Linked DNA regions of Homo sapiens: region 2 is linked to region 1. The links are chromatin contacts, found by Hi-C or POLR2A ChIA-PET in ENCODE. All regions are on one chromosome and are shown on one strand. Each heading gives the region's core, a stretch centred on a gene start or an enhancer-like site at or near the end of the contact. The rest is flanking DNA. Distances are from core to core; before and after follow the strand shown. Region 1 overlaps LOC124901589 (a long non-coding RNA gene). Region 2 has its middle 53 kb from the start of TMEM106B.

Region 1 (3,292 bases), core at 353-2,852:
TCATACTAGAGATTTCTTGCCTATCTTTTAGCCCCACCTGCTGGAGGATCCTTGCACCCTTCTTTTGCTTCATCCACTCTGGCCGCTTCCCTTTTGGGTGTCTAGGCCCCTCTTGGTATTGGCATGCCAGTTTGAACCCCATGGCAGGATCTGTCCTAAGCCGTATGAGGTGACCATGGAACCGCAGATAGGACCCACTCACTCCACACAGCGGTAGTGCGTAGTACCATTCACACAAGCAGCACTGCAAGCAGTAGTGTTTGTGATCATTTAAACACACTTTTAACCTCCAGAATATCTTGACCAGCAAGGAAATACTTCGTCACCCCTGCGACATTGCTTAACTTGGTCTGTGTACAGAGTTACCTGATTGCTGCGGTATGTGAGAATCCTTTCCCCAAGCTATCATCCTGTTTCCTTCTGGGTTGTTGAGAGCCCGAGTTTATTTGTCGCACTGGGTGGTTCCCCATCTCTCACCCTGAGGCCACCACAATGAGGCAATGGGACGCGTCTCCCCACGAGAAGTGAATGGAGACCCATTCCCTGGAGGAGAATGGGAATCCCGGGCAGGCGCCCAAAATTGTTGGAAGTAAATGCTCGGTGCCACAAAGTGAAAATAGCATTCAGACAAAAGTTTTCTCAACAAAACAATTTACTTCTATAGAAGGGTGAGTCTCATGGATAGAGCAATGGAGAGAGCACACCAGACAAGGGAGGGGAAGAGAGTCTTATCCTTAATGCAGTTAGTCCCTACTGCTGTGTCTTTCCTCTATTGACTAGGGTTAGACCGCACAGTCTAAGGTAATTCGGGTTGGCTATTTTAAAGAGAGCAGTGGTACAAGCTGAAATGGCAGGGTGAGTAGTTTTGGTGGGAGGGATGGTTACAAAACAGGTGACTAAGTATGACTAAGGACAGAGCAGGTGACTAAGGACAGAACAGGTGACTATAAGGATGACTAAAGACAGAGCAGATGACTAAGGACAGAGCAGGTGACTAAGGACAGAGAGGGTGATAGAGGTTAGGAGGGGGTTGTTTACTGAAACTAGGGACAAAGAGACGTAAAGAACAAGGAAGTTAAACTTTAAGATGAGGAACAAAGAACAGGGAAGCTGAACATAGTGACATATTGGTTCTTTAAAGAGAAATCTACTGTATCCTACAAGGCCTTAGTGCAGACCAAGTTGCATTACTTCTGTGGTATGGCAAACAGTCCTAAAATAAGCAGATATAAAACAAACAAAATCATACAGCATGTTTTCTATTAGGAATACAAAGGGAAAGCAAACGTAACATGTCTAGTCCTTAGTAAAACCTGGGTGACAAAAGAGAAGAGTGAAAAAGGGCAGCACATCATTGTGGTATATGTTTCTTATATATGTTTCTTAACGTCCTTTCGTTCTTTACGTCTCTTGTCCCTAGTTTCAATAAACAGCCCCCTCCTAATCTCTATCACCTGCTCTGTCCTTAGTCACCTCCTCTGTCTTTACTCATCCTTATAGTCACCTGTTCCATGCTTAGTCACCTGTTCTGTCCTTAGTCATCCTTAGTCACCTGTTTTGTAACCATCCTTCCCACCGAAACTACTCACCTCACCATTCCAGGTCATACCCCTGCTCTCTTTAAAGCAGCCAATTGGAATTACCTTAGACTGTGTGGTCTAACCCTAGTCAATAGGGGAAAGACACAGCAGTAGGGACTAGCTGCATTAAGGATAAGACGCTCTTCCCATCCCTTGTCTGGTGTGCTCTCTCCATTGCTCTATCCATGAGACTCACCCTTCTATAGAAGTAAATTGTCTTGTTGAGAAAACTTTTGTCTGAATGCTATTTTTACTTTGTGGCACTGAACATTTACTTCCAACAATTTTGGGGGCCTGCCTGGGATTCCCATTCTCCTCCAGGGAACAGGTCTCCATTCACTTCAAGTGGGGAAGAGCTTCACATACACCTTTATTTTTTATTTTCATTAATGTCACTAATTCACATTATAAAATGATGGTAAAACATTTACATAAGTGCTGGACTGCAGTTCAATGTGTTTTTAAGTGCAGAAACAAAGTTACCGTCTAAACTAAATTTTGTTCCATTTGACGTAAAAAGAGAAATATCTACTTAAAGCAATCTTTCGTTTTATAGGTGAATGAAATGCTAATCACAAATAATTCTCATATAATCAGTAAAGAAATCACTTATAAAGTCCTATAAGCTGACATTTTGTCCAGCTCAAGCTCCTGTTTGTACTTAAAATATTAAAATTATAAGTCTTGAAACTAATTCTAACTGGAGGATCCTGCTTGTTTGCAGTCTCTGCAAAACAGTTTCAATATAGTATATTTCAACTTCCTTTCAAGACGGAGACTATATTTCTGTTGTTGAAGCAATTAGGTGCATATTTTACCTACAACAATCAATAAGTAGACAGTCTGTTTCTTATACTCTTCTTCCACCACAGCTAGGTGTTAGACAAACACAAGTCATTCAGGCATTTTTAAAAGACCCTTCTTTCTGTTGCTATGTCCTCTAATTTCTGATTTCTGCCTGGGGGAGCTTACAGCAAGTATAACTCTCTTTTGTGGTGGCTAGGGAAGCTAAAAAAAAAAAGTTTTGCAAAACATAAAATAAAACACCCTTTTTATAAAAGCAAGGTGAAAAGTTCAAACATCCAGCTTCATTGGCAAATTGTGATTTGGCTCCATGAAAGTAAGTTTACTCCCTGATTCAGTGAGAAGATACATACTGATCCTTAGTAACTGCTTTGCCTGTGGCATGTGTGATAATCACATTATGTAGACCATTAATCTGCTTCCGGGTCTATTTGATGTCAATGACTCAGTTATATTTATGGATGGGGCAGATCTCAGTTTTACCTTTTAAAGTTACTTAAAGAGAATAAGCATAACAATATGTATTAGTTTTCTATTGTTGCCATAACAAACTAGCACAATGTTAGTGGCTTAAAACAACACTAAATTATGTTACTCTTCTGGCAGTCCTACATAGTCTCACTAGTCTCAAATCAAGGTATCAGCAGGGTTGCATTCCTTTCTGGAGGCTTTTAGGAGGATTGGTTTCATTGACTTTCCAATTTCTAGAGGCTACCCACATTTCCTGACTATGACCCCCTTTCTGCATCTTTAAAACGAGCAAAATTCATCCTCTGACAATCTTTTGTTATATATCTCTCTGATTGCAGCTGGGAAAAAGTTTCCATTTTTAAGAACTCGTATATTTAGACTGGGCCCATGTGAGTAATCCAGGATAATCTCCCCATTTAAAGATCCTTTACCTATGG
Region 2 (3,292 bases), core at 245-2,744, 92 kb before region 1:
GAAATATAGTCAATTTGTTTTTGGTAGATAGAATTTTTTCAGGCATGAAATCTCAACTAGCACTGTTATCTCCATTACTGTGGGGCTATGGCATGACCTAGGATATTTTAAACACTCACAAAGCAACAGGAACTAGGGCATCGGTTAATATCATATACACTTCAGTCTTCATTTTTTATTTTATTTTTTATTCTTTTTCATAAGTGTGCTAAGACAAGGCACATACTCCAGTCTTTAGAACTGAATCAGGTTTAGTTTCCCTAACTATACACATACATATACACACACATTTCATGCTGTAAACTTCCCTCTCAGCATGGCTTTAGCCATCTCCTACAAATTTTAATATGCTTATTTTCTTTTTACAGTTCTATTTGGATTTATCTGTGTTGTTTTTGAGTGTTTCTTTCTGTATGGCTTTTCAGTGGTTGCTCCACGTATTATACTCTATATATTTATTATATATATATATAAACACACACACTATATATATACACACACACACAGTGTAATATGTATAGTGTATATACAAGTGCTTATATTACTCATTCTGATGTAGTAGAATGATTTTACTCATTCTGATGTAGTAGAATTACATAGTGTAATATGTATATTAGATATATACACTAGTGTGTGTATATATTACATATTACATATATAGTATATATGTGTTACATATATACTACATATATTATACCATATACACTATGTAATATAGGTACACTATATATGTTACACTACATATATACGCATGCATATGTCTATATAGGTATGTGTGTGTTACATCTATATACTTATACCTATACATCTATGTGTATACTATGGTACATATATAATCAGTTTACTGGTGTCATCATTTTAAACAGTTTAAGTGCAGAAAACTTATCTCCCTTTATGTTCCTTTGTTCTGCACACTTAAAATTGTCTTAAATATTTTCTTTATATACATTGAAAATCACATCAGGCAGTGTTAGAATTTTTACCTGAAACATTAACATGATTGAAAAACTCAAGAGGTGAAGGAAAGTCTAGCTAGAGTAGTCTGCCCATTCCAGGTTTTACATTCTGCAGTTTCAGTTACTAGCGGTCAACTTCAGTTTGAAATTATTAAATGAAAAATTCCATAAATAAACAATGCATAGTTTTAAATTTGTGCCGTTGTGAGTAGCGTGATGAAATCTTGCAGCATTCTGTGCCATCTGCTCAAGACATGAAATGTCTCTCTGTCCAGTGTATCCACACTATGTTTGCTCTCCACCCATTAGTCACTCAGTAGCTATCTGGGTTATCAGATTGAAAAAATATAGTACAGTATATATTGGGTTGAGTACTATCCGAGGTTTCAGGCATCCACTAGGAGTCTTGAAACATATCCCCTGAGTATAAGGGAAGACTACTCTATTTTATTGACCCATAATTTTGTTTACTGTATTCTTTGGCAATAAATTCTCTTAGTTTTACTTAATTTGAGTGCTTCTTGAATTCGCCTTCATTGTTGAATGATAGTTTCACTCTATATAGGACTCTAGGTTGATAGATTTGTTTCGTCAGTTTTTTACACTTGAAAAACATTGTGCCACTTCTTTCTACCCTCTATGGTAAGGTATTCTTTTTCTCTAGCTGTTTTCAAGATTTTTTCTTTCTCTTTAGTTTTCAAACATTTATGATGATATATCTAGGCATGGATTTCTTTGGGTTCATCCTGTTTGGGGTTCACTCATCTTTTTGAATATAACAGTTACTGTCCCTTGCCATATAAGTATTTAGCCATGATTTCTTCTGGTACTTTCTCAGACCCATCATTTTTCTCCTTTCCTGGAACTCTGATAGTAAGAATATTAGATCTTTTGTTGTAGTCCCACAGGTCTCTTAGGATCTGCTTGTTTATTTGTGTATATATCCATTTTATTTTTCAGATTGATTCAAAGTAGATAAGAAAATTCATTAAATCTTCTCTCCTTGAAGTGCAAATAGAACTGAAATAATAGAACACTATGTGCCTCTGCAGTGAGTAATATTTATATAGTTATAATGTGGAAAATGCTGTTATGGATTTTAAACTTCTATAATTAACCAGTATTCAAAAGGCAACAAATTTTACTATGACCATGGAATAGAATGTAAAAATTGTCAGTCTTGCAATAAAATATAATACAATTATTTTTTATGAAAAAATAAAATGTTGATATAATGTACAGGTGGCTGAAAGTGGTTAGGAGAATGAATGATGAGTGGTAATGAAATGGCAATATTGTTATCTTGCAAAGCGGGAAGTCAAAAGATCATATCTGTAAATGAATAAAAAAAGTTTAAGTTTTTACTCTTTCATAATAAACTGTTTAAGGTATGATCTAGATGCTTATCAAGCCCTTCTTCTTTTCTCTTTCTCTCTTTTTTCTCTCCCTTTCTCTCTCTTTTTCTTTCCTTCCCTCCCTCCCTCTCTCCCCTATTCCCCCCTTCCCCCTCCCCTTCCCTTCCTCCCTCCCTCCCTCCCTTCCTTCCTTCCTTCCTTCCTTCCTTCCTTCCTTCCTTCCTTCCTTCCTTCCTTCTTTCCTTTCTTTCTCTCTTTCTCTCTTTTTTTCTTCTTTCCAGGTAATCTAAGTTTCTCAGTCAGCACTGCAGCTTAACACAATTAATTCTGGCTAATGGAATATAGAAAGAAGAGATACACACTATTTATGGATTTGTTAAAATTATATCAGGCTTTATATTGCTACATTTCCCCATATTTTTGTTTGTGACTTTATTTTCTCTGCAATTTCTTATTGTTTCTTATTTCTCTTTTGGAGGAAGAAATATTTCCCTTCCTACCTTATCTTTATTATGTTCAGCATGTCATTCATTCTGGTTATTTCTTGATATCCCTTCCATTATTCTTACTTCAGCCTGCTTACTTACTTTGATCTGAATACTTTGCTCTATACTTGGACTGTGACTTTCTTGTATAACTTTTTGATTTTCCTCAAGATTCTAGTTTTATTTGTTCTAGCATTCCTTGCTTTTATAAAAGTTGAAAGATTTTCTGAACTAATTGGTAAGAAGAGAAAAAATTTGTGCCAAATTTTTCACCTTGGGCCAGGAGCCCAAGTTAACATTAAAAAAATAGGCATAATTCAAATTAAGAATAAACACCAGACTAAGAAATACCTTATAGAAGCAATATGGATATATGATCCATAAATGTAAACTAAGATTTTATCCCGTTTTTGTTTACTCTTAAAAACATGATGGTTTTTATAATTTTTATGTAGATTTAATTCAGTTCTAAAATCTTAATGGAATTCAGTAATCA

What was found. Hi-C counts contacts between places; a loop is a spot of excess contacts on that map. ChIA-PET counts read pairs that join two places held with the same protein, here RNA polymerase II (POLR2A). Pooled maps may share reads with other maps.
Region 2: a loop to region 1 is called in a map of HepG2, with 4 times the contacts of the local background. The contact joins two enhancer-like sites. A Hi-C loop is called at or near these places in 2 of 168 maps with a recorded cell type or tissue (HepG2 and PC-3) and 1 of 50 pooled maps. POLR2A ChIA-PET finds 5 or more read pairs at or near these places in 3 of 52 experiments (HEK293, activated CD4-positive, alpha-beta T cell and naive thymus-derived CD4-positive, alpha-beta T cell).

Annotation. Positions count from the first base shown.
Region 1 is chr7:12,064,426-12,067,717 of GRCh38, reverse strand. All of the region lies in intron 1 of LOC124901589 (a long non-coding RNA gene), which reads left to right. Among named protein-coding and RNA genes, the nearest start is that of TMEM106B, 150 kb to the left of the region's middle. RefSeq lists an enhancer at 561-1,760. Within about 2 kb of position 1,602, at least 4 of the 41 ENCODE cell types and tissues checked have a DNase peak (open chromatin) inside an H3K27ac peak, as active enhancers do; they include PC-3, where a contact is called at or near this core.
Region 2 is chr7:12,156,785-12,160,076 of GRCh38, reverse strand. No RefSeq gene overlaps it. Among named protein-coding and RNA genes, the nearest start is that of TMEM106B, 53 kb to the left of the region's middle. Within about 2 kb of position 1,494, at least 2 of the 41 ENCODE cell types and tissues checked have a DNase peak (open chromatin) inside an H3K27ac peak, as active enhancers do; they include PC-3, where a contact is called at or near this core.